Linked DNA regions of Homo sapiens: region 1 is linked to region 2. A link is a loop called in an ENCODE intact Hi-C map of the cell type or tissue named here. Cell type or tissue: adrenal gland. All regions are shown on one strand. Each heading gives the region's core, and the rest is flanking DNA. Links, peaks and the distances in the headings are about the cores only. Region 1 holds the start of GARIN1A (golgi associated RAB2 interactor 1A). Region 2 has its middle 32 kb from the start of LINC01000.

Region 1 (16,531 bases), core at 4,607-12,606, 57 kb before region 2:
CTTTGAGATGATGATAGTGATGGTGATGTGCAGGAAGGGGGAGAGAGGAAGCAGTGTAACTGTACTATAACAACTATAACTATAACTAATATGTGGGTTGCATCACTTCAAGTAAACTTTGGACTGTGTGCGGTCATTCATGCCTATAATCCCAGCACTTTGGGAGTCCAAAGCCGGAGTATCACTTGAAGCCAGGAGTTCAAGACCAGCCTGGGCAACATAGTGAGACCCTGTCTCTATCAAAAATTTTTTTTTAAAAAATCAAACTTTGAACTTTTCTGTGCGGGTCAGCCTCTCCCTAGCACATTCTAAGTTTGCTGCTACCCAGGTCACTTAGTGTCCATTCAGAGAATCTAAACAGTTTTAATATTAGGCCAAAGAAAACAGCACTTTGGGAGGCCAAGGCGGGCAGATCATGAGGTCAAGAGATCAAGACCATCTTGGCCAACATGGTGAAACCCCATCTCTACTAAAACACAAAAAAATTAGCTGGGCGAGGTGGTGCACGCCTGTGGTCCTAGCTACTCGGGAGGCTGAGATAGGAGAATTGCTTGAACCCAGGAGGCAGAGGTTGCAGTGAGCCTAGACCATGCCAGGGCAACGGAGTGAGACTCCATCTCAAAAAAAAAGCACACATTAAGAGAAGAAATTTGCAGCTGAATCATTACACCCAAATAGAAATGACTAGAAATTGGATCCTGAGACTGGACTTCCCATGTTATTGCTCTGTCTCCACCAAGGGTATGTTAGGAATGAGCTCGCCTCAGGTTTGCCAGCTGATCACCCAACTACACATCTCCTGGGGCACAGTAAAGGGACCGTGGAGCGGCAGGAGCCATAAACACAGCTCTCCAAAATCCGGGGACTCCATTAGGGAGCAGCTCGCTGCTCTGTGAAGAGTCTCCAAATTAAGCCCAAGACCCACCTCAAACTGTTCCCACCTTCTCTCCTATAACCCCTGGCTACTTTCCCATTCCATTTGAATGGGTCTGTGTCTTGCAGACCTTGCATTCCAGCCTCCCTGCCTTTCCTTAGGTACTTTGAAGCCCCTCTGTCTGGGATATCCTCCCCGCTGCTCTTCCACTTACCAAAATCTCAGCAGTCTCTCAAAGAATGGCTTAAGACCCTTCTGGAAAGCCTTCTTCAACTGCCAAAGTCCAGAGAGAATGCCTTGAATGAATGCCCCCAGCACCTGCTCTCTGCAGTCATGCCTGGTGCATCAGCTGGCCCAAGCTCTCTGACATAGAGCTTGCTTAGACAGTTACCAAATAACAGGTAAACCAAACTCATAGGCTTCCTGGCCAGGGACACTCTGATTTTTCTCTGCACCTCCTGCCCTGCACTCAGTAGATGTTTAGTGTGTGCTTACTGGCTGATTAACTGGTTATGCTCTCCTGCGCAGGAGCATGGGTTCAGGCTAGACCGCTAGAGGGAGGCAGGCAGCACCCGCGTTAAGACTTGATACTTACGAAAACGACCACCTTCCACTCCCAGTGGCCCCATCCCAGGCTCACTTCCATTGGTCATGTCACCACCATCCTTTTAGGGAATGGTAGGATCTGGGCAACACCTATTTACCCAGTGTCTTTGCTTTCAAACAAGGCTGTTTCTAAACCATCCCAGACTGAGGAGGATGGATTTCAGAGCAGAGTTTCTAACAGCAACCTTCATTCCCTGTAACCATCCACTTTGGACAAGTGGCCCAGAAAGGGCCTGTGAACCCTGCCTGGAGACTGAGCTCTGATCTCTCATTTGTAAAGCATAAATCAATTTCCCTAGAACAGATGACCTGCAGGTAGCTCTATCATACGGTAGGCACAAATGGAGGTGAACTTGGGACCCAGACCTTCTGGTTTTCTCTAGCTTTGGTGGCTTCTTTGTCCCCCCGCCCCCCCCTCCCCCAGGGCTTTAAAAGGCCACAGCATCTCCTAACCAACCCCTAGGAACAGGTTTTGGAAACAGAAAGACAGCTGGCCCTGAGCTCCACGAGGGTACCTGGATAAAGTTGCTTTCAAACACCACCGAGTTGGAGAACAAATTGAATTCTGGAGAATGAATCAGTTGACAAAGAAGGCCATTTTCCACCCCAAGTTCCACTCCAGGGCCTGGTTCCCTGACCTCAGGTGGGAGGCCCCTGATTTTACTCATTGGTTCTTGGTAAGAATGGGCTTGGGAACATTTCTGGGGCTCCACGCCGACCCAGCCCAATGCCAGGATGTTGATGTGATCTGCCCCCACCTCCCCAGCATTTCCTCCCCATTTACTTACGGGCTGTCCACCAGGGCTGGGAGGGCCTGTCAGCTCACAATGGCAGGAATGACATCAAGGAATGTGATGGTGACAACAGAAAAGGGAAAAAAAAAAGAAGAGGAAGGACAGAGGATGTGCCAGGCTCTTTTCTCCCTCTTTCCACCAACTACAAACCAGCAGTAATGCAGCCTATTCCACTTTGTAAACATTCAGCCTTACCCCACATGGAAAAAATGACCCTCCCAAAGTTATGCCAAGGCAGCAGTGAGCTGGCCAGATGCAAGGAAGGCTCTCGGGAACATACAGGCTTTAATCCTCTTGGCTCCCCTTGAAGCCCCTCACCAAACTTCCATGGGACTTGTTCACCTGCCCAGGGAAGTCTAAGGATAGGAAAAAGGGAGTTCATCTTCCCTACCCCATCTCATGGGAGAAAAGGAGATTTTTTTTTTTTTTTAAAGAAATGGACACCTGTTAACTAAACTGAGAAGCTTATTTATTTGGAAACAGTGGGCAAAGGAGAAGGCAGTGGCACAGTTGTATGCTGGAGCCAGACCAAAACAGGTCACGAGAGCTGGTTGTTACATTTTCAGGAATGCTACAAACCAGTTGTTAAACACAGCAATTATTAAAACTTTTTTTTTTTTTTTTTTGAGACAGAGTTTTGCTCTTGTTGCCCAGGCTAGAGTGCAGTGGCGTGATCTCGGCTCACCACAACCTCCGCCTCCCATCTTCAAGCAATTCTCCTGCCTCAGCCTCCCGAGTAGCTGGGATTACAGGCATGCACCACCACACCCGGATAATTTTGTATTTTTAGTAGAGACAGGGTTTCTCCATGTTGGTCAGGCTGGTCTGGAACACCTGACCTCAGGCGATCCACCCACCTCGGCCTCCCAAAGTGCTGGGATTACAGTCATGAGCCACCAAGCCCAGCCTTTAAAACTTAAATGATATAAACTTGGCTGGGCTTGGTGGCTCATGACTGTAATCCCAGCACTTTGGGAGGCCGAGGTGGGTGGATCGCCTGAGGTCAGGTGTTCGAGACTAGCCTGGTCAACGGGTGAAACCCCGTCTCAACTAAAACTACAAAAATTAGCCGGGTGTGGTGTGGGTACCTGTAGTCCAGCTACTTGGGAGGCTGGGGCAGGGCGATCGCTTGAATCTGGGAGGTGGAGGTTGTGATGAGCCAAGATGGTGCCACTGCACTCCAGCCTAAGCGACAAAGCAAGACTCTGTCTCAAAAAAAAGAAAAGAAAAGAAACAGTATACAGTGGTGGGCTGCTGCATATCTCTTCCCAGGGTGTGTTCAGGAACTTCATCTTGTTAGCTAGCTTGAAATCAGCAAGTGCTACAAATCAGGGTTTGATTTATTGTTCTGTTGATTGTCTAAACTAAAGTGATAGAGAAAATGTTAATTATGCAGATTAAACTTAAAGATGTGTCTGTAGCTATTATATTTTGGGCATAGAAAAATCTGAGAAAATAGCCTTCCAGTATTTGAAGACTTACCTAATTTAGCGAAGAAGTTGCCCACGTCATTGACAAATGAGTAAAGTTCCAATACACAACTTTGTTATTTCACTTTTGCCTTGCTCATTAATGTAAATCAAAATATCAACCAATATTCATGTCAGAACTATACTTGCTTGTCAGTTGCAATCATAGGTTGGCTAGAAATATCAGCGTTTGACAAAAATCAACAAAAGCTTTTGGTAAGAATCAACTGGTCATATGAAATTTACAATAAAGAGTATTATAAGGCCAGGTGCAGTGGCTCACGCCTGTAATCCCAGCACTTCAGGAGGCCAAGGTGGGTGGATTGTTTGAACTTAGGAGTTCAAGATCAGCCTGGGCAACATGGTAAAACCTCGTCTCTACAAAAAATACAAAAATTACCCGGGTGTGGTGGCACGCCCTGTGGTCCCAGCTATTTGGGAGGCTGAGGTGGGAGGATCACTTGAGTCCAGAAGGCAGAGGTTGCAGTGAGCAGAGATTGTGCCACTGCGCTCCAGCTTGGGTGACAGAATGAGACTCCCATCTCAAAAAAAAAAAAAAAAGGGATCCTAAAATTGTATATTTAAAAAGAGAAAAAGGGCTAGGTGCAGTGGTTCACACCTGTAATCCCAGCACTTTGGAAGGCCGAGGCGGGTGGATCACCTGAGGTCAGGAGTTGGAGACCAGCCTGACCAACATGGTGAAACCCCATCTCTACTAAAAATATAAAAAATTAGCCGGGCGTGGTGGCAGGCATCTGTAATCCCAGCTACTCGGGAGGCTGAGGTAGGAGAATCACTTGAACCTGGGAGGTGGAAGTTGCAGTGAGCTGAGATCACACCATTATTGCACTCCAGCATGGACAACAAGAACAAAACTCCACCTAAAAAAAAAAAAGAAAGAAAAAAGAATCCAACATCAGATCACTTCCCAGTTGGATGTATGAAAATTGGCACTTCTGGCTGGGTGTGGTGGCTTACACCTTTAATCCCAGTACTTTGGGAGGCCAAGGAGGGAGGATCACGAGGTCACGAGTTTGAAACCAGTCTGGCCGATATGGTGAAACCCTGTCTCTACTAAAAATACAAAAATTAGCTGGGTGTGGTGGCATGCGCCTGTATTCCCAGCTACTCAGGAGGCTGTGGCAAAAGAACCATTTGAACCCGGGAGGCGGAGGTTGCAGTGAGCCAAGATTGTGCCACTGTACTCCAGCCTGGGCCACACAGTGAATCTCTGTCTAAAAAAAAAAAAAGAAAGAAAGAAAAAGAAAATCGGCACTTCTTTTTCCATTCCAGGCATCAGCGAGGTAGGTGTAAGAGCTGGTGTTCAGGGCCGGGCGCGGTGGCTCACGCCTGTAATCCCAGCACTTTGGGAGGCCGAGGCGGGCGGATCACGAGGTCAGGAGATCGAGACCATCCCGGCTAAAACGGTGAAACCCCGTCTCTACTAAAAATACAAAAAATTAGCCGGGCGTAGTGGCGGGCGCCTGTAGTCCCAGCTACTTGGGAGGCTGAGGCAGGAGAATGGCGTGAACCCGGGAGGCGGAGCTGGCAGTGAGCCGAGATCCCGCCACTGCACTCCAGCCTGGGCGACAGAGCGAGACTCCGTCTCAAAAAAAAAAAAAAAAAAAAAAAGAGCTGGTGTTCAACAGTGACCCTATTGTTTTTGTGGTGGGGGCCTTTGCCTAGAGCAAGGTCAGTGTGGAATATACAGAGAAGGATGGTGTCTAGCAGCAACTACCTCCTTTCTGCTGCCCTCATCTGTGCAAAACTTATCACAGCCTTTGAAGAAATGGTGGGGGGTGCCACTTGACAGTAATAGGACATTATTCTGAAGCCAGAAGCTGTAGACATCATGTCCCTTGAGGCTATTCTGAGCTGACTGCTGAAGATGACCTTCCTGCACTGAGATTGTAGGATTTGGGGAAACCAAGGCTGTATATTTGCTATTGTTTATCCCATACTGTTCTTGCAAACAAAACAAAACAAAATAAAAATTTACTGGGACACCATTGCCATGGTACCAACTTGTTCCCTTTACCTGCTATCTCCTATCTTTGGTACCGGACAAGAAACTTTCACCCAAGGACTTGCTCTTCAGGTTGCATCAAGTTGAAGAGGGATGAAGTATTAGTTATCCTTCTCAGAATGTCCTTCCTAGACTATGCAGGACAACTACCAGGCTCTCTTGCCTTGGTGCTTATTCAGCGAGCAAGCCAATGGGTCAAATCATTCTTTCACATCTTTTAAACTCTCAAGACACACACCGTGGCTGTCAAGACACACATCTGCCTGTGACTGAGGCTCAATCTCCTAGCACTTCTCTTCTCATCAGGGGAGACACGTGCTTCTCACTGGTGTTTCCCTGAAGCTGTACCATCAGAAGCAGCTTATATCTTATTGGCTTATATCTTCCTAAGACTTGATCATTAGAAGTGGAAACTAACATTTATCTTTTTAGCATACAAAGTTTGTAACACCAGAAATTCAAACCTTCAAAGTTGTTACTTTTGCTTTCTTATAATAGTACTCCCTATTCTTGACATGTTTTTCTCTTTTCCTTGTAAAAGAAATAGGAAATTTCTTTGACAATGTTTGCAGCATATAAACCAAAAATTTAGATGACAAGAACATCAGCATGACCCCAAGTGCTAGAGTACCTCATTTATTTATATGTTTATTAATTTTTAATTCTTAACCTCCTAAAGTCCATCATTTACTTTTAAAATAGGTTTTTAAGTAAGTAAGACATTTACTTTTATTTTACATTTTACTTTACTGCAACATTATTTGCAATAGCAAAAGACCAGACGACTTGAATATCCACCAACAGGGCACCACTTAATTAAATTATGATACATCTGTATGATGTAATGTTAGGCCATTCATAAAAAGCCCACTTTATATGTACTGATATAGAATGATCGCCAAGATTATTAAACTTTAAAAAGATGCAGAACAGTGTATATAGTATGCTAGCACAAGGATATATATCCATATATACTTGAACATGCACAGACAATTTTGGGAGGAGAAAAAAGGAAATGCTAACAGTGATGGCCTTAGGACGGGGAGGGGGCAGGGATTGGTATCTTTGGTGAAACAAAGACTTACTTTTCACAGAATACCTCCTTTTTTGTACTATTTGAAATATTTTTGTACTATTTGAAATATTTACCATGGGCATGTATTTCTTATTTAAATAAATAAACTTTAAAGGTGTTAAAGAAATTCCCTATGTGCAGCTCTACAAATATTTACTGAGGAGTAAATATACACAAAGTATGGTAGGTATTAAAATAATCATTACTGGCTCTAAGAGTGGTCTGATCAGAGTTGTGGACATGTAGATGACGCTCATTTGGAGATAACTGTACTTCTTGAGATAGAAACGTATTTAAAGAAATAATGGCTTAAAAATTTCCAACTGTAGTGACAACTATAAATGTACAAGTCCACAAAGCTCAATAAACCCCAAGCAGGATAAACACAAATAAATCCTTATGAGGCACATCGTAATCAAATTGCTGATAGAAAGAAAACCTTAAAAATATCCAGAGGAACCAAGATAAGAATTACAGCAATCTTCTTGCTCCAACTGTTGAAGCCAGAAGGCATAAACATCTTAAGATTGCTGAAAGAAAAAACTGCCAACTCAGAGAATTTTATGTTCAGTAAAAATGTCCTTTAAAAATAAAGATGAATGTCTGGGTGTGGTGGCTCACACCTGTAATCCCAGCACTTTGGGAGGCTGACGCAGATGGATCACTTGAGGCTAGGAGTTCAAGACCACCCTGGCCAATATGGTGAAACCCCGTCTCTACTAAAAAATACTAATAAAGGAGAAAGTTTATTTTAAATTAGTAGTTCATGGTGCATCCCTATAGTTCCAGCTACTTGGGAAGCTGACGTGGGAGGATTGCTTGAGTCCAGAAGTTCAAGTCCCACCTGGCCTGGGCACCATGTTGAGATTCCCATCTCTAAAAAAAAAAAAAAAAATTTGAGGGGAACTAAAGAATTTTTCAGCTGGGTGCGGTGGCTCATGCCTGTAATCCCAGCACTTTGGGAGGCCGAGGTGGGTGGATCATAAGGTCAGGGGTTCGAGACCAGCCTGACCAACACGATGAAACCCCATCTCTACTAAAAATACAAAAATTAGCCGGGTGTGGTGGCGCGTGCCTGTAATCCCAGCTACTCAGGAGGCTGAGGCAGGAGAATCGCTTGAACCCGGGAGGCGGAGGTTGCAGTGAGCCAAAATCGCGCCACTGCACTCCAGCCTGGGTGACAGAGGGAGACTCCATCTCAAAAAAAAAAAAAAAAAAAGAATTTTTCAGACAAATAAAAGCTGAGAAAAATTGTTTCCAGTAGACCCGAACTACGAGAAACACTAAGAGTTCTTCAGGAGGAAGAAAACCACCACCAGATGGCAGCTTAGATGTACACTGATGTAACGACTAATGGCACTATTTTTTTTTCAACTTGCTCTTTTCTCTTAAACATATTTTTGAGATACTTTTTTAAGGATAGTCTTTCCATGGCACTAGTGAGACATTTTTAAAAGCCCTTTGTAATTTTAAGCCATTGATGTTTTGAGATTGTTTATTACCTCAACTTAACCTAGCTAATCCTGTCTGGTAACAAGAAAAAATTCTTGAAAGTAGAATTGCTGTGTGAAAGGATGTATATGAGTTGGGTGTGGTGGCTCACGCCTATAATCCCAGCACTTTGGGAGACTGAGGTGAGATTGCTTGAGTCCAGGAGTTTGAGACCAGCCTGGGCAACACAGTGAAACTCCATCTTTATAAAAAATACAAAAAATTAGTTAGGCATGGTGGTGCATGCCTTTGGTCCCAGCTTCTCAAGAGGTTGAGGTGGGAGGATCACTTGAGCCTGGGAGGCAGAGGTTGCAGTGAGCCAAGATCACGCCACTGCACTCCAACCTGGGCAACAGAGTGAGACCCTGTCTCAAAACAAATAAATATTTTTTTTAAAAGAAGAGTGTATATGCTGATGGATACTACTGTGATGAACTTCATAACAAGTATACAAATTTAAATTTCCACCAACAATGTTTGAGAGTTTGTGCTTCTCATAAATCCACCATCTCAGTATGTCATAAAGCTTTTGAACTTATCAGGCTGAAAGTTTTTAAAATGATATCTCAATGTAATTTTAATTGGGCATCTCTTCATTTATCTCATTGGTTTTTATTCTATGAATTTTTAATTCATAACATTTGCCAATTTTTCTATTAGGCTATTAGTCTTTTTCTTATCTATTTTATAGGCAATCTTTTTATATTGCAAAGACTGAGTTGTCATTTTTTCCTAGTTTTTTATTTGTCTTTGAATATGTTTACTGTGTTGTTGCCTTGTGGAATTTCTTTTGGTAGTTAAATTTATCAATATTTTCATTTATGGCTTTTGGATTTTTGTATGATATTTTGACAAAGTTTCCCCATTCCAAGGTTATACAATCATTTCCCCATGGTTTCCTGAATGACTTTTACGGTTGTTATCTTTCTATTTAAGCCTTTAATCCATCTAGATTTTTTCCTGGTGTGTGATGTAAAGTCTAGAACCAATGTGGTTGTCTGTATTTCCCCAGATGGCTATCAATTGTCCAGTGTCACTTATTGTATAGGATGTTACATCTTTCACCACTGATTTGAGATTCATTCATTTAACAAATGTTTATCAAGTATCTACTATATATGGTAGGCACTTTCCTAGATGCTTGGGATAGATCAGTGAACAAAATAAAAAGGCTACGTTTATGCGAGGGGATTCCAACAATTAAAAAAACACAATAAATAATCGCATAGTGTGTTAGGAGGTGGTCAGTGCTATAGAAAGAAAAGAAGAACAGGATGAGGGGGACCAGGAATGTTGGGGATGGATGTGGTGGAAGGCTGTGCTATTAAATAGGCTGGTCAGTTTAAGCCTCATTGAGATTCATGAGGACAATACCACCTTTCTCATAATCAAAAGTCTTAACTATAATAGGCCAATTTCAGAATTTATTTTACATTGCTTTCATCTGTCTATTCACACTCTGGTACTACACTGTTTTAAATATTGAGGATTTATAGTATTTCCAAACTTTACCAGGTTAGTTTGAAGGAAATAATGTTTTCTTTTTTTTTTCTTTCCACAGGTGTTATCTCATAAAGGAGATAATTTTTAAGGTATGAAATTTGAAATTTTTTTTTCTTTTGGGGCACAGTGGCTCACTACTATAATCCCAGCACTTGGGGAGGCCAAGGTGGGTGGATCACCTGAGGTCAGGAGTTCAAAACCAGCCTGGCCAACATGGTGAAACCCTGTCTCTACTAAAAATACAAAAATTAGCTGGGCATGGTGGCGCAGGCCTGTAATCCCAGCTACTCTTAGGAGAATCGCTTGAAGCCGGGAGGTGGAGTTTGCAGTGAGCCAGGATGGTGCCACTGCATTCTAACCTGGGCAACAGAGTAAGACTCCATCTCAAAAAAACAAAAACAAAAACAAAAAAACTATGGAGTTAAACCAATGAATTTTTTTTCTTTTGAATAGCAAGGCATTGCATATTTGGCAGGTTTTTAAAAATTGTTTGCAGCAATAGAAGTAATTGTTTACAATTGGTTCCTGTTTCTGACTGGATAAAACTCATAGTAGCAAAAAAACTTTCACAATAACAGCTCCTGAAAAGTTGAAGTTGGTCATAAAATAAATTACTAATTTTAAATTCATAAAAGAAGTACCTGACTATAACTGCCAAACATGAAGGTATCAAAGTACTAATGTACTCATGTCCTTGTACAACTGACCTGTATCAGAGTGCCTCATTTTCAAAATTAGGACTCTCTCATATTTCTACAATTTCCAAATGCATTATCAATTTTTTCATTGTTTTTGAAATCCGAAGAATTTTTAACATGACTGTAAAAGTATTTAAGGATATTTATATCTTCAAATGTTACAAAATTATTATTATTAAAAACAAACATAAAATAAGGTAAAAAGGAAATGAATAACATTAATATCCATATCTAATCACTGGGATTATACATTCACAGTGCAGGCCAGGTGCGGTGGCTCATGCCTGTAATCCCAGCACTTTGGGAGGCCGAGGCAGGTGGATCACTTGAGGCAGAAGTTCAAGACCAGCCTGGCCAACATGGTAAAACCCTGTTTCTACCAAAAATACAAAAATTAGCCAGGCATGGTAGTCCACACCTGTAGTCCCAGCTACCTGGAAGGTTAAGGCATGAGAATTGCTTGAACCCCAGGAGGCAGAGTGCATTAGTCTGTTTTCACGCTGCTGATAAAGACGTACCCAAGACTGGATAATTTACAAAGAAAAGAGGTTTAATTGGACTTACAGTTCCACGTGGCTGGGGAAGCCTCACATCATGGCAGATGGCAAGGAGGAGCAAGTCACATCTTACAGGGATGGCAGCAGGCAAAGAGAGAGAGCTTGAGCAGGGAAACTCCTCTTTTTAAAACCATCAGATCTCATGAGACTTATTCACTATCACAAGAACAGTACAGAAAAGACTTGCCCCCATCATTCAATGACCTCCCACCTGTCCCTCCCACAACACACAGAAATTCAAGATGAGATTCGGATGGGGACACAGCCAAACCATATCATTCTGCCCCTGGCCCCTCCCAAATCTCATGATCTCGCATTTCAAAACCAATCATGCCTTTCTAACAGTCCCCCAAAGTCTTAACTCATTTCAGCATTAACTCAAAAGTCCACAGTCTAAAGTCTCATCTGAGACAAGGCAAGTCCCTTCCACCTATGAGCCTGTAAAATCAAAAGCAGGTTAGTTACTTCCTGGATACAATGGGGGTATAGGCATTGGGTAAATATAGCCATTCCAAATGGGAGAAACTGGCCAAAACAAAGGGGCTACAGGCCCCATGCAAGTCCAAAATCCAGCAGGGCAGTCAAATCTTAGAGCTCCAAAATGTTCTCCTTTGACTCCATGTCTCACATCCAGGTCATGCTGATACAAGAGGTAGGTTCCCATGGTCTTGAGCAGCTCTGCCCCTGTGGCTTTGCAGGGTACAGTCTCCCTCCTGGTTGCTTTCATAGGCTGGCATTGAGTGTCTGTGGCTTTTCCAGGCACACAGTGCAAGCTGTCAGTGGATCTACCATTCTGGGTCTGGAGGACAGTGCCCCAGTAGGGACTCTGTGTGGGGGATCCGACCCCACATTTCCCTTCTGCACTGCCCTAGCAGAGGTTCTCCATGAGAGCCCCACCCTTGCAGCAAATTTCTGCCTGGGCATCCAGGCATTTCCATACATCTTCTGAAATCTAGGTGGAGGTTCCAAAACCTCAATTCTTGACTTCTGTGCACCTGCAGGCTCAACACCACATGGAAGCTCAACACCACAAGGCATGGGGCTTGCACCATCTAAAGCCAGGGCCCGAGCTCTACATTGTCCCCTTTCAGCCACAGCTGGGGCAGCTGGGATGCAGTGGACCAAACCCCAGGCTGCACATAGCTTGGGGACCCTGGGCCCAGCCCATGAAACCACTTTTTCCTCCTAGGCTTCTGGGCCTGTGATGGGAGGGACTGCCGTGAAGGCCTCTGACATGGCCTGGAGACATTTTCCCCATTGTCTTGGGGATTAACATTTGGCTCCTCCTTCCTTATGCAAATTTCTGCAGCTGGCTTGAATTTCTATTCAGAAAATGCAATTTTCTATCGCATTGCCAGGCTGCAAATTTTTCAAACTTCTATCCTCTGTTTTCCTTTTAAAACTGAATGCTTTCAACAGCACCCAAGTCACCTCTTGAATGCTTTGCTGCTTAGAAATTTCTTCTGCCAGATACCCTAAATCATCTCTCTCAAGTTCAAAGTTCCACACATCTCTAGGGCAGGGGCAAAATGCTGCCAGTCGCTTTGCTAAAACATAACAAGAGTCACCTTTGCTCCAGTTCCCAGTAAGTTCCTCAGCTCCATCGGAGACCACGTCAGCCTGGGTCTTATTGTCCATATCATTATCAGCATTTTTGGCAAAGCCATTCAACAAGTCTCTAGAAAGTTCCAAGCTTTTCCACATTTTCCTGTCTTTTTCTGAGCCCTCAAAACTGTTCCAACCTCTGCCTATTACCCAGTTCCAAAGTCGTTTCCACATTTTCAGATATCTTTTCAGAACATCCCACTCCTGGTACCAATTTACTGTATTAGTCCGTTTTCATGCTGCCGATAAAGACATACCCGAGACTGGGTAATTTACAAAGAAAAGAAGTTTAATTGAACTTACAATTCCATATGGCTGGGGAAGCTTCACAGTCATGATGGAAGGCAAGAAGGAGCAAGTCACATCTTACATAAATGGTAGCAGGCAAAAAGTGAGATCTCATGCAGGGGAGCTCCTCTTTTTAAAACCATCAGATCTCAGCTGGGCACAGTGGCTCACGCCTGTAATCCCAGCACTTTGGGAAGCTGAGACAGGCAGATTATCTGAAGTCAGGACTTCAAGGCCAGCCTGGCCAACATGGTGAAATCCCCTCTCTACTAAAAATACAAAAATTAGCCAGGCATGGTGGCAGGCAACTGTAATCCCAACTACTTGGGAGGCTGAGACAGGAGAATCACTTGAACCCGGGAGGCAGAGGCTGCAGTGAGCTGAGATTGTACCACTTCACACCAGCCTGGGTGACAGAGTGAGACTCTGTCTTGGAAAAAAAAAAAAAAAAAAAAAAAAAAAAAATCAGATCTTGTGAGACTTATTTACTATCATAAGAACAGCACAGGAAAGAATTGATTGCCCCCATCATTCATGGACCTTCCACCAGGTCCCTCCCACAACACATAGGAATTCAAGATGAGATTTGGGTGGGGACACAGCTAAACCATATCAGAGGTTGCAGTGAGCTGAGATCGCACCACTGCACACCAGTCTGCACGACAGAGCAAGATTCCATCTCAAAATAAATAAATAAATTCACAGTGCATTAATACTATATCAATATCACAAACATACCATTTGGTATAAAAATATAATTGCTGATTCATCATTTGCAGATTTGTACTCTATTACCACTCATTTTTTAAAATCTTTAATATTTCCATTTTTATAGTAACAAAAACCCAAACAGTAATATAATTGGCCCCAAATCTATCCTTCCTGTTTCCTTTTAACATTGTAATTGGTTCTCGTTTTTTTTCTAAACTTTTAAAAATTAAAAAGAAATAAAATCATAATTGGTACTCTGAAATGAATATGCAAAACTAAATAATTTTTAGACTCCTATATATTTGCTTTCTTGATTTGGTAAAGTTCTTGTAACTATTAAGGCCCCAGGAACATTTTATCTTCAGGAAATCTTGTTAGCCACAGTTAAACCTCTCAAACTTTCTAGATAATATTACTTTAGGAAGATTTTCAGGTCACTCTTTTACTTCTCCCTAATGCATATTCATACATGTGCACAGGCAGACTTTTAAGTGTTCTATCACATGAAATTCTGATTCCTTCCTTTCCATTCCAATTTAACACTGTATAACTGTCTTGGCAGTGATGTGTTATTGTTTTATTGTAGAGGTTTGTATAATAAAGGCCTGTACAACATGTACCCTTTGATTATGCCCACATCCACCTCCATAGCAACAAAGACCCTTGTAAGTGACCTGAAAAGGAAAAGGCAACTGTGGTGGCCAGTCTCCCAGAGGACCCCAGTGATCGTCACCTCCTGGTCTTTGGAGCAGTCTCCAAGTCCCTATCCATAACATATCAGGGTTGGTCTGTGTGACTGAAAGGATAAGGCACAAGTAGTGATATGTCCCTTCCAAGATTAGGTTATAAAAGGCACTGCAGCTTTCATCTTGGTAGTTTTTTCTCTCTCCGTACCACCCTCACCTTGGCCCTCGCCCTCCTGTCATTCCACCCAAGGGGAAGCCATCTGCCATGTCATGAGCAGCCTTGTGGAGAATCCTCACAGCTAAATTTTATTTTAAGTAAAATAAAATTTAGTAATTTCTATTTTAAGAAGCGTGTGTGAATACTCTCCCTTTCATCTCTGTATTACTCTAGCTACCTATGTCTTTAAAAAATAAATAAATAAAAATAAAAAATAAAAAACAGGGTCTCACACTGTTGTTCAGGCTGGAGTGCAGTGGTGCGATCATGGCTCACTGCAGCTGTGACTTCCCGGGCTCAAGTGATCCTCCCACCTCAGCATCCCAGGTAGCTGGGACTACAGGTGCGTGCCACCATGCTCAGCTAATTTTTGCATTTTTTGTAGAGATGGTGTCTCATTATGTTACCCAGGCTGGTCTTGAACTCCTGGGCTCAAGCGATCCTGAAACCTTGGCCTCCCAGAGTGCTGGGATTATAGGTATGAGCCACCACTAGGTCTACTTTAAAAGAAATGCTTAATGGAGTTTTTCAAGTAAAAATGAAAGAAAGCAGCTGGGTGTGGTGGCTCATGCCTGTAATCCCAGCATTTTGGGAGGCCAAGGAGGGTGGATCACTTGAGGTCAGGAGGTCAAGTCCAGCCAGGCCAACATGGCAAAAACCCACGCCTTCTAAAAATGCAAAAAATTAACCAGGTGTGGTGGCGGGTGCCTGTAATCCCAACTACTCAGGGGGCTGAGGCAGGAGAATCAATTAAACCATGAAGCAGAGGTTGCAGTGAGCCGAGATCACACCACTGCCCTCCAGCCTGGGCGACAGCAACACTCTGTCTCAAAAAGAAAAAAAAAAAGAATGCTAATCAATCACATGAAAGCATAAGAAAATATATAATATTCAGCAGTAAAGGTGCATATACATGGGAGGCTGAGGCCGGAGAATTGCTTGAACCCAGGAAGTGGAGGTTTCAGTGAGCTGAGATCGCACCACTGCACTCCAGCCTGCCAAACTGCATCTCAAAAAAAAAAAAAACAAAAACAAAAACTTGAGGCCTGGCCTCATGCTCCCCTTCCATCCCCACTTCCGTGGGTCCAAGCTGCCTTGGCTGAGGAGGGGGCTGAGGAGGTGTGAGCCCCTGCCAGGAACCCCCTGCCCAGACCATGTACTTGGCCCACAGGCCCCTGATGTCTGCGTCCAGCGAGGCCTCCAGTGGCGTCAGCATGTTTGTGTGGAGGAACGTGGAACCTTGCTCTGTGGCTGTGTTCTCCTGGTACTCTGTCCCCTTCCTGACCCCTCCCTGCAGCTATGTGAGGTCCAGCAACCTGCCAGTCACTCAGTGGCCTCCAACCAGAGCAAAGAACCTGCCAAGTCAGCAGCTGTTGCTCATGAGTGTCCACCAGGTGGGACAGGGAGTGCTGACCCTGGGTGGCCCCCTGGAGCCACCTGCCCTGAAAGCCCAGGGCCCGCAACCCCACACACTTTGGGGGTGGTGGAACCTGGTAAAAGCTCACCTCCCACCATGGAGGAGGAGCCCTGGGCCCCTCAGGGGAGTCCCTGCTGGACAGTGAGACAGAGAATGACCATGATGATGCTTTCCTCTCCATCATGTCTCCTGACACCCAGTTGCCTCTACCAGCCAGATGATGTCAGGCCCAGTCCCTCAGTGCCCTGCGCAAGGAACAGGACTCATCTTCTGAGAAGGATGGATGCAGCCCCAACAAATGGGACAAGGACCACATCCGGTGGCCCATGAGTGGCGGTCATGATCTTCAGCAAGCGGCACCAGGCCCTGGCAGGGCGCACCAGGGTCACCCCAACCAGGACAACCGGACCGTCAGCCAGATGCTGAGCAAGCGGTGGTACACCCTGGGGCCCAATGAGACGCAGAAATACCACGACCTGGCCTTCCAGGTGAAGGTGGCCCACTTGCAACAAGG
Region 2 (16,531 bases), core at 4,623-12,622:
GGAAAAAATATTTAAGATTATACAAAATTCAAGCATAAACAAGGGAAGCTGAGTAATTGTATGTTCAAATACTTTTAACAAGTGCAAAACATGTAGGCTTAAAGAAATAGAGCTGGCCAGGCATGGTGGTTCACGCCTGTAATCCCAGCACTTTGGGAGGCCGAGATGGGTGGATCACTTGAGGTCAGAAGTTCAAGACCAGCCTGGCCAACATGGCGAAACCCCGCAATTCCTCAGGGATCTTGAACTAGAAATACCATTTGACCCAGCAATCCCATTACTGGGTATATACCCAAAGGATTATAAATCATGCTGCTATAAAGACACATGCACATGTATGTTTATTGTGGCACTATTCACAATAGCAAAGACTTGGAACCAATCCAAATGTTCAACAATGATAGACTGGATTAAGAAAATGTGGCACATATATACCATGGAACACTATGCAGCCATAAAAAATGATGAGTTCATGTCCTTTGTAGGGACATGGATGAAGCTGGAAACCATCATTCGCAGCAAACTATCGCAAGGACAAAAAAACCAAACACCGCATGTTCTCACTCATAGGTGGGAATTGAACAATGAGAACACATGGACACAGGAAAGGGAACATCACACACCGGGGCCTGTTGTGGGGTGGGGGGAGTGGGGAGGCATAGCATTAGGAGATACACCTAACGTTAAATGACGAGTTGATGGATGCAGCACACCAACATGGCACATGTGTACATATGTAACTAACCTGCATGTTGTACACATATACCCTAAAACTTAAAGTATAAAAAAAAAAAAATACAAAAATTGGCTGGGCATGGTGGCACACGCCTGTAAACCCAGCTACTCAGGAGGCTGAGGCAGGAGAATCGCTTGAATCTGGGAGGCGAAGGCTACAGTGCGCTGAGATCATGCCACTGCACTCCAGCCTGGACGAGACTCAGCCTCAAAAAAAAAAACTTCTAATAGTTACTAATACCTATTAACAGAGGTAAGTGATAATCAACCAATGAATATAATAAACAGGACATCAGCCAGTTAAGTAATCATATACAGGTATATGACAACTTTAATTTTTTAATGCACAAAGCATTAATTATCACATTATTATATACATAAGTTATTCTAAATGCCATCTCTGAAACAAAAATGCAACTATTGTTAATGATTCTAATAGTAATAGGATACTCACTTCAATTGATAGAATGAATATAAGAATTTAGGAGAGCAATACCCCAAATAAATTCAACTAGGACAAGCTGTCTCTGTTCAATATCACACTCAAAGCAATGCACAACAACAAAGCGTATCCCAAATTAACACTCTGGATGCTTGGTCTGGTGTCCACGCAAGGAAAAAATTCTAATTGTCAAATCATGTTCCTAAAAAGCTCTAATTTTAAATATTTTCATCTCAAGTAAGGAATAAGAAGCCACACAATGACACACATTGAGTATCTTGGGATACAGAGTTTAGACCAACATTATTCACTGACCTTTTCTATAAGGAGTTTCTTGCTCATTGTCACACATCTATTTAATTGTTCCTTGTATTTCTCTAGCATCTTTTGCTGTTCATCAATCTGCCGTCTCAAATCACAGTTGGCCTTCAATGAGAAAAAAATTTTTAATTAGCTCCAAGGAAGAAGATTAATGGAAAAGCAGTTTCTAGGGAGAGAAAAAAAAAATCATTTCTATATGTTGTTTTATCAAAAGCAAAATTAAAGTTCAAACAGGTAAGAAGTAACTATGTCTTAGAAAAAGTAAATAATTCATTCCTTTATTCTCTCATAACATATCATCTATTTATAAATGATAAACTGAATTACTAACTTGGGCATCTTTTTCTACTGATCATATTTTGCTCCTGCCAATAACCAGTTACAGCTACTCTTGTCATCACAAACACCTAAGCTATCACAAAATAATAATTTAAAAAATGTTAAAGCTGGGAATCGTGGTTCATGCGTGCAATCCTAGCACTTTGGGAGGCCAAAGCAGGCAGATGACTTGAGGTCGGGAGTTCAAGACCAGCCTGGCCTGCGTGGTCAAACCCCATCTCTACTAAATATAAAAAAATTAGCCACACGTGGTGGCGGGAGCCTGTAATTCCAGCTACTCAGGAGGCTGAGGCGGGAGAATCGCTTGAACCCAAAGGCGAGGGTTGTAGTGAGCCAAGATCACGCCACCGCACTCCAGCCTAGGTGACAGAGTGAGACTTCATCTCAAAAAATAAAATAATAAAAAAATAAACTACAATGAATGTTTAAAATACAAAGAGTGATTAAGCACATACAAAAAAATTACTGAATTTTATGTTTGCTTTGTTCTTTTTCTAGTGGTATTTAAGAAAGATAAATTTGCATAAATGTTCCTCACCAGAGAAGCCAGGCACGCCCATGCCCACAAAAGACAGAACAAACAAACAAGGTCCTGGTTCAAGAATGCCAGAATGTAAATACACAGCTAATTTAGCTGTGGTCAGAAGCCTACAGTGTGGACTAAAAACTTGAAGCCTCCTGCAATAACAGAGAAGGAAAGAACCACTAACCCAAGGACGAATTTGACTAGCAAGTCCTGAATTTAGTCCTTTTGTGTTAAAAAAAAAAAAAAAAAAAAGATCTCAGCTCTTCTAGCAAATAATGTTACCTCATAAAAACTCACTTAAATTATGAAAAAGAAAAACCTGTTAGGTGTTTCTAAAATACTAAAAACCACAAACAGAAGATATCACACGATACTCAATTTTTGAGACTTTGTAGCTTCATTAAAAATTTTTATCATTTCTTTTGTATAATATAGCATCATTTTTAAAGTAACCCATGAGAAACAGCTTCTGTCTCCAAATGTTTCTCCTCTCCCCATAGCATAATGTCTTCCTGTTAGTTTTTGTACAGAACCATATTATCAAAGGCAGAGTGTAACTACATTTGGGTAAGTGTGATTACCAAATTCATACTAAAGAATCTACCAAGCAAAGATCATTTAATGTTTATGGAAAACCCAGTCTACTCATAAGGTGAGTGTTCCCTTGAAATCTATAATCAAATGTATGAAATCAATCAACCTCTTGGCAGTTATTTAAAATTTTAAGAATTCTAAGTTTTTGTGGCTTCTGACGCTAATGTCTTCGAGGAGTTCATGTTTAAAGTAACAGCTGGTGGCTGGTGCGCGTGGATCATGCCTATAATCCCAGCACTCTGGGAGGCCGAGGCAGGAGCATCACTTGAGCCCAGGAGTTCAAGACCAGCCTCGGCAACATGGCAAAACCTTGTCTCTATAAAATTTTGAAAATTAGCCGTGTGTGGTGGCATGCGCCTCTGATGCCAGCTGTTCGGGAGGCTGAGGATTGCTTGAGCCTGGGAGGTCGAGGCTGCAGTGAGCTGTGATTGCACCACAGCACTCCAGCCTGGGAGACAGAGCAAGACACTGTGTCCTTTTTTTTAAATTAAAAAAAAAAAGAAAAAAAAAAGCAGATGGCTAGTAGCCCCCAATGCAGCCATACCCAACATCTTACTAAAATGGCAAAATTCAATGAATGATGTCTGAAAGAATATACAAGACATGCAGTCTTTCCCTCACTATTGATCCTCTAGATCTTCTAGAAGCACAAGTTCTAATCAACCTAAAAACAAGGCAGCTGCCCTCGGTGTCTTCCTTTTTTATTTATCTACTCCTTTAGTACTGCTCTACATACAAATAAAGACTGCAACAGTCTGAAGACGACAGAGTAGAAGGGGCAGTGGTGAGTGAAGGAAACATATTGCTTCTTAGAAAACATAAGCAAACATTTTTTTAAAACTCCTAAAGCAGTACCAGGTTAGGATTCAAGTTTTTCTCATACTCTGTCATCTCAATCTTAAAGAGTCAGATGATGGAGAAAGGCACGCCCACAATTATTTCTCAGTACAGCAGAGCTTCTCTGTACAAAACCCTGACAGATACTGGAATTTGGCAAGGAGCTTTTTACACCCACAAACCATTTCATTATAAATCTTTGATGGCAATTCAACCAGCACCCAAATGAATAAAAACAGGAATAAGAGCAACTCCATGCAAGTATACATATCCGAACAATGAAAAATACAACACAGTGCTGAGACTACATATGGGTCTCCTCATTCAAAGATGGAGAAAAGGAAATAAAAATAACAATAGTAAATAAAAACAACAACAACAAAAATAGGCCCAAGGAATACAGAAAATCAGCTTGAAAACAATGAAAATTATCACCCACAGAAATCAAAAGAACATTTTAGAATACTTCTTGTCATATTTCATAAAATGCAAAAAGACATGATATCTAGGAAATAGGAACCAAAAACCCTAGAGAATATACAGGATGGGGTAAGAAAGTATATTAGATGAGGGAAAAAAGCAGGGAAATTTAAAATGTAAATAATAGGCCTGTCACGGTGACTCACGTCTGTTATCCCAGTACTTTGGGAGGCCAAGGTAGGAGGATTGCTTGAACCCAAGAGTTCAAGACCAGCCTGGGCAACATAGTGAGACCCTGTTCCTACAAAAAATAAAAAAATTAGCCAAGCACAGTGGCACATGCCTGTAGTCCCAGCTATTCAGGAGGCTGAAGTGAGAGGACTACTTGAGCCTGGGAGATGAAGGCTGCAGTGAGCCATGACGGTGCCACTGCACCCAGCCTGGGCGACAGCAAGACACTGTCTCAAAAAATAAAAATGTAAACAATAAAATCAAAATTCACATGAGCTGCAGTAAATGCCAGAAATATATGGAAGACAGTGTTTAATGAGACTCAGAAGAAAGGGGCAATCATATTAAAATGAGACATAACATGTTAGAAATAAAGGAGAGAAATCAGAGATTCAAGCTAAGAGTCAAGAAGAAACCAATATAAACAGGGATAAAAGCATAGTTAGACATAATCACACATTTTCCAAATAAAAATATATAAACCCACATATAGATACACCCTGGGGTAATATTTAACAAATTATGGTGTTTGCTGCTTTGGTCATGAACCTCTCTGAAATACAAAATGCTTGAAAAACTGAAGGAGAAACAGAGAGAGAGAATGTGTGTTATATTTGAGAAGCAGAACAAACAGAACAAGGGGTTATGACACAAAAATCCTGCACACAGTGTTGTCTTTCCATGGGAGGGCAAAAGAGAGAATTCTCAGGTCTGCAAGGCAGAGAAAATTTAACACTGACAAATCCTTGCTGAAAAATAATCACTTAAAAATGTACCACCATCAACAGATAAAACAAGAACTATAAATAAAAAAAAATACTGTTGATAAGCCTTGAAATCAGTTGAATAAACCAGTCTAACAATGACTATGAATTTGGTCATAAAGCTGCCTCTGCCTATACTCTATACATAAGAACTTAGTGTCATATATAGCAGTAAAAATGGTAATTTAATAATAATAATATAGGCCGAGCGCAGTGACTCACGCCTGCAATCCCAGCACTTTGGCAGACCAAGGCAGGCTGATCACTGCAGGTCAGGAGTTCGAGACCAGCGTGGCCAATGTGGCAAAAACCCATCTCTATTAAAAATACAAAAATTAGCCAGGCATTGTGGTGCATGCCTGTAATCCCAGCTACTTGGGAGGCAGAGGCAGGAGAATCACTTGAACCTGGGTGACAAAGTGAGACTCTGTCTCAAAAAATTAATTGATTAATAATATAAACAGCCAAATGTAGTGGCACATGCCTATAGTCCCAGCTACTTGGGAGGCCGAGGTGGGAGGATCACATCGGGTGGGGACTGGGGAGGGCACAGCTTGCAAGACTGCGCCACCGCACTCCAGCCTGGGTGACAGAGTGAGATCCTGTCTCAAAATAAATATATAAAATTAATAATAATAGCTGGACGCGGTGGCTCACGCCTGTAATCCCAGCACTTTGGGAGGCCGAGGTGGGTGGATCACAAGGTCAGGGGTTCGAGACCAGCCTGACCAACATGGTGAAACACCATCTCTACTAAAAATGCAAAAATTAGCTGGGCATGGTGGCGGGCACCTGTAATCCCAGCTACTCAGGAGGCTGAGGTAGGAGAATTGCTTGACCCTGGGAGGCGGAGGTTGCAGTGAGCTGAGATCACGCCACTGCACTTCAGTCTGGGCAACAGAGCAAGACTCTGTCTCAAAAAAAAAAAAATTAATAATAATATAAACACACCAGACTTTACTAATAAAGGCCAGACTTAGTTTAGCTATGTGCTGAATTCCAGGTTTTATATAAAAAGGAGTCAAAATACACTATTTTACCTTATGTTTTTATTAAGTACAGAAATATAATACAAGTAAAAAAATTTTGGAGGTCAGATCATCATGAGTACAGTGACTTTTATAATCTGTATTATTAAACATATATTCAAACAAAATTGTACCCAAAGCCTAATAAGAAAGACTGACAAAGGCAAGGTTGCCGATCCCCATCTTGCTGTGTCACAGTAGCCCTGGAGGTTTCAGGACCCTGAAGAGTCAGATTAACTACCACATTAGCAGAAATAAGGATCAAACCTATACCTTCTAAATCACTAGAGAAGAGAAAAATGCTAGCCAATGTTATTCGTAAATCAGTAACATTTATGTATATATTCATTTGTGTGTGTGTGTGTATATATATATATACACACACATATCTACTTCAAACAGCTCAAAATTACTGAAAAAAAAAATGTACCAAATGTTTAATCCCAATTAATGGAATTATGAGTGACATATTTTTCTGTATTTTGTAAAGAGCATGTATAATGGTTTTTTTTTTTTGAGACAGGGTCTTGCTCTGTTGTCCAGGCTGGAGCGCAGCAGCGTGAACTTGGCTCACTGTAGCCTAGAGGTCCTGGGCTCAAGCATCTTCCCACCTCAGGCTCCCAGTAGCTGGGACCACAGACACACCACCATGCCTGGCAAATTTTGTATTCTTTTATAGAAATGGGGTCTTGCTGTGTCATGCATGCTGGTCTCAAACTCCTGATCTCAAGCAATCCTCCTGCCTCAGCCTCCCAAAGTGGCAGGTATGGGCCACCATGCCCGGTCCTTTTTACTTTCTTATTTTTTTCTTGACACGAAGTATCACTCTGTCGCCCAGGCTGGAATGCAGTGGCGCAATCTCGGCTCACTGCAACCTCCGCCTCCCAGGCTCAAGCAATTCCCCTGTCTCAGCCTCCCAAGTAGCTGGGACTACAGCCGCTTGCCACCACACCAGGATAATGTTTTATATTTTTTTAGTAGAGACAGGGTTTCTTTTCAACATGTTGGCCAGGGTGGTCTCAAACTCCTGACCTCAAGTGATCCACCTGCGTTGGCCTCCCAAAGTGCTGGGATTACAGGTGTGAACCACCATGTCCGGCCCTTTTTACTCTTTAAAAACTATGAGTCAGTCATGCCAAATTGCATGTTCAAAATATATTGATAAAGTATTTTCTAGTGATATCTATTTAATTCCAGATGAAGCATTTTAAAGGTTTCTTTTGTAAGCACAAAAAAGTTTGGGTGAGTAGGTTATAAAAGGTACAAAAAGCAAAATGGGCTAAAAAGTCCTTTGAAATAGCTTATAAAATTCAACAATATTAAAATAATTTCTCTGGAATGGGAAAACAACACTTTATACTTATTCCCACAGTTCTAGATGAAATATAACACTCCACATATCTATTTCTCCAATATAAATTCAATCATTAAAATACTACAGTATAAGATTTCCAATTTAAAGGTAGTGTTTAGAATGCAGGAACCTGGTTCCTACTCAGATTCCCTCAATTAAAGAAAAATACCCAAATGTTTATTATTTCATTGTTATTTGGCTATAGTAATTACTTCTATGATATGTACATAATCCAAATATATATAACAAATGGTGCTTGCTATAAAATATCTTACCAAATTTTAATACTTACTCTTAATAAATCATCTATTCTTCCCTCCCTCTTCTCTAGGTCAGAATTCTTACTGTTTTCTAGTGCAGATATTTTTTCTATTGTGAGGTTGGACTACAGAGACAAAGGTAAAACAAATTTAGGATTAGTCTCAACATGTTATATGTCATCACACTCTTCTCGTTACCTTTCTTGGGGGGAAAAAAAAGCACTTGCTCACACAAATGGCCTAGAATCACATGGCTTAAGAAATGAAATCTGCTTGTCTCATCTCATTGTTCAAGTCCTCTGCTGGGTTCCTTACGTCCCACTACACCTACACTTCAAATACATGTTAATTCTGGAATCAAATGTATGAATTCTCACTACTGTGCACTGAACAATGTAGAAACACGTTACTCCAGAAATGAAACTAACTTTGAATAGAAAACGATCTCACAGGAGACTTGACACAACTCTCTAAGGAACAAATGCGCCATCTGGTGGAAACAGAGAGCAATCAGAAGGGAAGAGAAGAAGCTACCTGAGTGCTCAACTATCTAACTGAACTGTACAAGAGCTGGTGATTTAGATAAAATTCAAATGTGCTCCAGGGAGTTGTATACCTCTTGAGATTTAAGAAATTCTCCTAGATTGCCAACGATCCTGTCTTGAAGATAATATATACAGTATCAAAAGAGGCTTCAAGAAAACCCAGTATACTCAAAACTACAAAATGGAAGCTATAGCCACCATCCTTTGCAGATACAATCCTCAAATGTTCAGAACACTCCCTAAATTAAAGAGTTTCTGAACACAATTTAAGGAGTAAACCATGTTGGTATCTCACATCTGAGAGAAGTTTAGCCAGGTATAAATAAGTAAGCAGGAAAAGGAATACATTAACTACTTTCATAAATTAGGGAATTAACATTTATTGAAAGCCTACTACAAGTACACTACTAATAAACATTTCGTATACACTGTCTGAGATCATGAGAATCAACCACATTTTCACAGATGATTTGTACTAAGAAAAACTGAGGCCCAGGCCAGAATCTGAACTTAGGCCACAGTGCCAGAATCTGAACTTAGAGGCCTTCAAAGTGTAGGTACTTTTCTTCTGTGGAATACTGTAGGAAAAAAAAAAAAAAGTGTGCACTTTCCTTAACACCATGCTTTAGCATAAGCATTTCTGCTACAATACACCAGAAGAGTAAAGAAAAGCCTCAAAAAGTTAAAGCACCTTCCAAAGGACTTTAAATACCCATAATGCAAGTTCTGAATATAATACACACAAATAATGAGGTGGTCAGAGAAGTCAGAGAAGAATGACAGACTACACAGGTTAGCCCTTATTCCTACACAGCAGGTATCCCCCTCAATTGATTATCGATCACCAACCTACCTGGGTCTGTCTGTGCTGGATGGAGATCTGTTTTTGGGAGCTGCAGGAATGCTCTGTGTTGCCAGATCCCGTAGATGAGGGACTGTTTTGCTGAGCCTACAATAAAGGTGCATTACCAATCACAGGAAAGTTTGGCATCTTTTTCCACAAACACTTGTATTAATGCAAACAACTCCATAATTTGTATCTCCACAATACAAACCCCTTCTTATGAAAGTGAGAAGTCAGGGCCACGTGGCCAAGAAGAAAGTAAAACAATTCAAATATGAGACAAAGGGCTAGACATGGTGGTTTATACCAAGTTCCTGTAAACAGGTTTAAAGTATCAAATGCTTACAAATGAATTTTTAAAATATGAAAATTAGAGAAAATGAAAAGTTATTCCTGTAATAACTTGCCTTTTTCACTTGTATTTTCATATGCTTTAGTCAGAAAAGGCTAGTGAAGCATCCAATGCACAAGGGGATGCACGTAAAGGACTGTGAAACACTATTCAGAATAGTCTCCTAAACACACAAACATTATCCATGAACACACAGCGGTCTAAAATCCAGGTTGATTTCTAATACTGTCACTTGCTGACTGGGCATTCTAAGGCATTTTAAATTTATATGGTTTAGGTTCCATAATATAATTAACCTATTCAGGTTATTAACCTATTCAGGTTAATTATATTATATTCTCAATAGTACTTTTTTTTTTTTTTTGAGACAGAGTCTCGCTCTGTCACCCAGGCTGGAGTGCAGTGGCGCGATCTGGGCTCACTGCAAGCTCTGCCTCCCGGGTTTATGCCATTCTCCTGCCTCAGCCTCCCAAGTAGCTGGGATTACAGGCACCCGCCACCATGCCTGGCTAATTTTTTGTATGTTTAGTGGAGACGGGGTTTCACTGTGTTAGCCAGGATGGTCTTGATCTCCTGACCTCATGATCCGCCCGCCTCGGCCTCCCAAAGTGCTGGGATTACAGGCGTGAGCCACCACGCCTAGCCTAATAGTACTTTTTAAAACAAGGTAAAACTGCAGCTAACAAAGTATGACCCATCACAGACGTAAGTAGAAAATATTCAATATTCTGAGGATCATGGAATAGTAAAAATACAGTACGACTATCTCATCAGAGAATACAGCATTTCCACAAGTGAATTTCTTCTGATACTTTCTACATATTCTTTTGATTACTGTTCTTACTCATTATTAACAATGGTATAACCACCATCTATTCAACAAGTTACTGTAACCTAAATGTTTCACTGTCATTGTCACAGGTTAATTCTTACAAAATCCTATAAGGAGGCTGGGTCAGGTGGCTCACCTGTAATCCTAGCACTTTGGGAGGCTAAATCAGGTGGATCACTTGAGGCCAGAAGCTTGAGACCAGCCTGGCCAACATGGCAAAACCCCATCTTACTAAAAATACAAAAATTAGCTAGGCACGGTGGTGCACACCTGTAATCCCAGCTCCTCAGGAGGCTGAGGCAGGAGAATTGCTTGAGCCTGGGAGGCGGAGGTTGCAGTGAGACGAGATCACACCACTGCACTCCAGCCTGGGTGACAGAGCCAAGACTCTGTCCTATAAGGTGGTTGTAATTATTAGTTCCATTTTACAGATAAATAAAATAAAAATCAGAGATATTAAGTACCTATGTGGGTTCACAGAGCTAGTGGGTGGGGTGACAAGAACTGTGGGTTGTGTCCACAATAACTGCTCTCAATGACCACAGTAGACTGTTACCACCAACCTGTGAGCAAACTAGCACTTCCTACACACGATTTCATTGAAGGCTCACAACAGCCTTATCAGATAGGCAGCATTATTAACGCCATTTTAATGTATCCATTCAATGACTATTTATTAAGTACTCCCTATGTCTAAGCACTGTGCTAGGTGCTAGGTGCACATGGCCAGGAGAAACCACAGACTCAGTCCTTACTCTGCCTTAATGAAGCTTACAATCCAAAAGAAGATTTACTAAACACTTGGTAAATATTTGTTGAAAGAAACTGTTGAATAAACAATCATATAATAAATACACAATCACAATTAGGAGAAGTGCTAAAAGAGCATATAACAAGGCACATAACCTAATTTAGAGGGTCAGGGATAAACCTTTAAAAAGTTTATGATTTGAGGCTGAGCACAGTGGCTCATGCCTGTAATCCTAGCACTTTGGGAGGCCGAGGCGGGTGGATGACCTGAGGTCAGGAATTCAAGACCAGCCTGGCCAACATGGTGAAATCCCATCTCTACTGGAAATACAAAAAATTAGCCAGGCACAGTGGTGCACGCCTGTAATCCCGGCTACTGGGGAGGCTGAGGCAGGAGAATCGCTTGAACCTGGGAAGCGGAGCTTGCAGTGAGCCAAGATTGTGTCACTTCACTCCAGCCTGGGCAACAGAGCGAGACTTTGTCTCAAAAAAAAAAAAAAAAAAAAAGTTTATCATTTGAGGCTGGGTGCGGTGGCTCAGGCGTATAATCCCAGCACTTTGGGAGGCTGAGGCAGGTGGATCAGCTAAGGTCAGAAGTTGAAGACCAGCCTGGCCAACATGGTGAAATCTCATCTCTACTAAAAAAAAAAAAAAAAAAAACAATACAAAACAAAAAAAATTAGCCGGGCATGGTGGTGGGCGCCTGTAATCCCAGCTACTTAGGAGGCTGGGGCAGGAGAATCGCTTCAGCCTGGGAGGTGGAGGTTGCGATGAGCTGAGATCACACCACTGCACTCCAGCCTGGGTGACAGAGCAAGACTCCATCTTGCGGTGGGGGTCTCGGGGGGAGTGCCAAGTCTATATAATTCCAAATAACTAAAAATGTTCTCTACTCTAGGATGCAGCAAATCCAATCTTTCCTTACTAATTAAGGGTCATCATTATGAACCTCAAGTATTATAATGCACTAGGATACGAGCATTCTTTCCTTCAGTTATCATTTGATTGCTTTTACAATCCTCTCCTTTTACAATGTGTTTCTATTTTTTTATTTTTTATTTTTACTTTTTTTTTTTTTTGAGATGGAGTCTTGCTCTGTTGCTCAGGCTGGAGTGCAGTGGCACGATCTCGGCTCACTGCAAGCTCTGCCTCCCAGGTTCACACCATCTCCTGACTCAGCCTCCTGAGTAGCTGGGACTACAGGCGCCCGCCACCACTCCCGGCTAATTTTTTGAATTTTTTTTTTTAGTAGAGATGGTGTTTTCACCGTGTTAGCCAGGATGGTCTCGATCTCCTGACCTCATGATCCGCCCACCTCAGCCTCCCAAAGTGCTGGGATTACAGGCGTGAGCCACCACGCCCGGCCCTACAATGTGTTTCTATACAAATGACTGTCTGAACTATATTTATAATAAGAGCCAATAAGAATCAAATGATTAGACTGGGTGCAGTGGCTCACGACTGTAATCCCAGCACTTTGGGAGGCTAAGGTGGGCGGATCATGAGGTCAGGAGTTCAAGACCAGCCTGGCCAACATGGTGAAACCCCGTCTCTACTAAACATACAAAAAAAATAATCTGGGCGTGGGGGCAGGTACCTATAATCCCAGCTACTCGGGAGGCTGAGGCAGGAGAATTGCTTTAACCCAGGAGGCAGAGGTTGCAGTGAGCAGAGATCATGCCACCGCACTCCAGCCTGGGTGACAGAGCAAGACTCCGTCTCAAAAAATAAAAAATAAAAAAAATAAAAAAAAGAATCAAATGATTAAAAAACACTTCTACAGATTTCTAGATATATGGTATATTGGTTTAAATATGCTTATATCTGATTCTAAGTTTTCTTCCAGCAAACTGAGGGTGTTAGAAAGTGATTTAGTGAGATATTTCTAAATTAAAGCTCACATAGGGCCGGGTGCAGTGGCTCATGCCTGTAATCCTGTCACTTTGGGAGGCCAGGGCAGGCAGATCACGAGGTCAGGAGTTCAAGACCAGCCTGGCCAATATGGTGAAACCTCATCTCTACTAAAAATATAAAAAATTAGCCAGGTGTGGTGGTGCATGCCTGTAGTCCCAGCTACTTGGGAGGCTGAGGCAGGAGAATCGCTTGAACCTGGAAGGCAGAGGATGCAGTGAGTCGAGATCGTACCACTGCACTCCAGCCTGGATGACAGAGTGAGACTCTGACTCAAAAAAAATAAAAATAAAAATAAAAAAGACACACACACACACACACACACACACACATATATATATGGCCCAATGATAAGTAAAATGCAAAAGTAAACTGAGGAAGTAGGCAGTTAGGAAGTTCAAAGTGTGTGCACTTAATTTCCGTGGAATACCATAAACAAAAAACAGTGTGCGCACTTTCCTTAACACCATGCTGCAGTATAAGCATTTCTACTCCAATACACTAGAAGGGTAAAGAAAAGCCTCAAAAACTTAAAGCACGTTCCAAAGGACTTTAATTACCCATAATGCAAGTTCTGAATATAATACAAACAATGAGATACCAACAGAGAAATAGAGAAGACAAAGGGGAATCATAGACTATCTAAGGTTAGCATTTATTCCTATGCAGCAAATATACCCCTCCACTGGTTATTGATCATCAGCCTACCCGGGTCTGTCTGTGCTGGATAGAGATTTGCTTTTGGGAGTTGTAGGAATGGCTCTGTGTTGCCAGATCCCATAGAAGAGGGATCTAAAAGGCCCTTTACAGATTTCTTGATATATGGTATATGGGTTTAAATATGCTTATTTCTGATTCTAAGTTGTCTTCCAGCAAACTAAGGGCCCTTTACAGATTTCTTGATATATGGTATATGGGTTTAAATATGCTTATTTCTGATTCTAAGTTGTCTTCCAGCAAACTAAGGGTGTTAGAAAGTGATTCAGTGTGATGTTTCCAAATTAAAGCTTTCTGTAAAAATACACATATAAATAGCTCATTGATAAGTAAAAATGCAAAAGTTAACTGAGGACGTAGGCAGTTAGGAAATTCCTTAGTCGGGAAGCAGAAAATCCTCATGAAAATGAAAACAATGTTTTCAAAAGGTAAAAGGTACTACACAATATAGGGATCTCATGTGACAATGCTCAGATCCGTTAGAGAAAAAAATGCTGTAACTGATCATTCATTCAACATTAAATGTGACCCTCTGTGCCTGGTCCTGTGTTAAAATCTAGAAATGCAAAACTGGAAAACAAAGAGACTATGTTACCAAAAAGAAAAAAAAAAAATCCATGCCAACAACCTATACTAATCACTCTAATCCCTCATTCCGCTAAGCTAAATACATTTTCAAGACAACCCCAACAGCACAAAAGGAAAAATCCAAGACAAAAAAACAATACCTACTCATAAGAGTTAACAGATAATTCAATAAACAACTTTAAAACTAAAGTATCAGTTTAGCACTTGATTTTCAATATTTTATAGTATGAAATGACAAACTGCTTTGGTTCATTTCATAAACTGAAACTCTGCATTTAGATAACTGTATTAAAGGTTCTTAAGATGAAAAAAATAAAATAGGTCCAGAGAGGATCAAAAAGATACTGTAGCTACAAAAATTAAAAAAGTAAAGAACACGAATAATCAAATTGACAAAATATGATTATCAAAGTTTAAAAATTTAATAGGTGGGTTAAATATCAAAATGGACACAGCTGAATACACAGCCAGTAACCTAAAAGAGAATGTCAAGAAAATCTCCCAGAAGAGGCCAGGTGCAGTGTCTCACGCCTGTAATCCCAGCACTTTGGGAGGCGAGACGGGTGGATCACCTGAGGTCAGGAGTTCGAGACCAGCCTGGCCAATACGGTGAAACGCCGTCTCTACTAAAAATGTTTTTAAAAATTAGCTGGGTGTGGTGGTATGTGCCTATAGTCCCAGTTACTCAGGAGGCTGAGGCAGAAGAATCACTTGAACCTGGGTGGCAGAGGTTGCAGTGAGCCAAGATCGCGCCACTGCACTCCAGCCTGGGTGACAGGGCGAGACTCAGTCTCAAAAAAAAAAAAGAAAGAAAAGAAAATAAGAAAATCTCCCAGAAGATAAAACAAAAGGTTAAATGGAGCACAAAAGAAAAGAAACATGAATAGCACAGAGACCCTGAAACTATCTAATGGCTTTCTAGAGAAAAGAACAGAGGAAATGAAATAATCAAAGAAACAGTAAAACAAAATTTCTCTGAAATAAAAAACTCTTTTCATTATGTAAAAAAAAAAAAAAAAAAAACAATCAACAAACTCAGAATAGGGAACTTTCTCAGCCGGGTGCAGTGGCTCATGCCTATAATCGCAGTACTTTGGGAGGCCAAGGTGAGCTGATAGCTTGAGCTCAGGAGTTCCAGACCAGCCTGGCCAAAATGGCAAAACCCTGTCTCTACAAAAGAAATCAGGGCATGGTGTGGTGGCTCATGCCTGTAATCCCAGCATTCTGGGAGGCCAAGGCGGGCAGATCACTTGAGGTCAGGAGTTCAAGACCAGCCTGGCCAACATGGTAAAACTCCGTCTCTACTAAAGATACAAAAATTAGCCAGGCACAGTGGTGTGCACCTGTAATCCTAGCTACTCAGAAGGCTGAGGCAGGAGAATTGCTTAATCCGGGAAGCAGAGGTTGCACTGAACCGAGATCCATGCCACTGCACTCCAGCCTCAGTGACAAAGGAAGACTTTGCTCAACAAACAAACAAACAAACAAACAAAAAATCAGCCGGGTGTGGTGGCATACACCTATAGTCCCAGCTATTTGGGGAGGCTGAGGTGGGAGGATGGCTTGAGCCCAAGCAGTTGAGGCTGTAGTGAGCCACAATTAGGCCACTGCACTCCAACAGCCTGGGTGACAAAATGAGACCCTGTCTTTAAAAAACAACAAAACAAAACAAAAAAAAAAAAAAAAAAAGAGAGGAACTTTCTTAACCTAAAAAATGACCACCTCTAAAAAGCATACAGTAAACATACTTTTTCTCTTTTTTTTGAGACAGTCTCTCGCGCTGTCACCCAGGCTGGAGTGCAGTGGCACAATCTCAGTTCACTGCAACCTCCATCTCCTGGGTTCAAGCAATTCTCCTGCCTCAGCCTCCCAAATAACTGGGATTACAGGTGCACACCACCATGCCTGGCTAATGTAATATTTATTTTTAAAGACCTCATATTTTCCTTTAAAAATCATGAACAAGAAAGACAAGGATGTCCCAGAAAAACTGGATGATACCTTTTTAACTTTAGCTAATATGTTTACACACAGAATTTTCTTTACAATTAACGTTTTAAAACTTGCTTAAACCTTTAAAACAATCCCAGCACTTTGGGAAGCTGAGGTGAGTGAATCACAAGATCAGGAGTTCGAGACCA

Evidence for each region. A loop is a pair of places that touch in the nucleus more often than their neighbours do. Peaks named below come from ENCODE experiments on the same cell type or tissue, not always from the same donor. Only the 100,000 strongest peaks of a DNase experiment are listed, where the experiment ranks them.
Region 1: a loop joins it to region 2, with 2.9 times the contacts of the local background. A loop is called at or near these places in 2 of 110 quality-filtered maps.

What each region holds. Positions count from the first base shown.
Region 1 is chr7:128,658,015-128,674,545 of GRCh38, reverse strand. GARIN1A (golgi associated RAB2 interactor 1A) reads right to left here and starts at 2,254. Exons shown (of 5, transcript NM_001128926.4): 1 at 1,996-2,254. The coding sequence starts at 2,148. It overlaps LINC01000 (long intergenic non-protein coding RNA 1000), which reads right to left. Exons shown (of 5, transcript NR_024368.1): 5 at 13,548-16,531. It also overlaps the pseudogene CICP14. RefSeq lists a silencer at 1,333-1,392. In adrenal gland, for the core only: a CTCF peak has its summit at 8,179 (motif pointing right); no DNase peak of the experiment used is centred there.
Region 2 is chr7:128,600,932-128,617,462 of GRCh38, reverse strand. No RefSeq gene overlaps it. Among named protein-coding and RNA genes, the nearest start is that of LINC01000, 32 kb to the left of the region's middle. RefSeq lists a silencer at 1,862-2,058. In adrenal gland, for the core only: CTCF peaks have their summits at 8,131 and 8,332 (motif pointing left); no DNase peak of the experiment used is centred there; H3K4me3 peaks cover 291 bases; H3K27ac peaks cover 378 bases.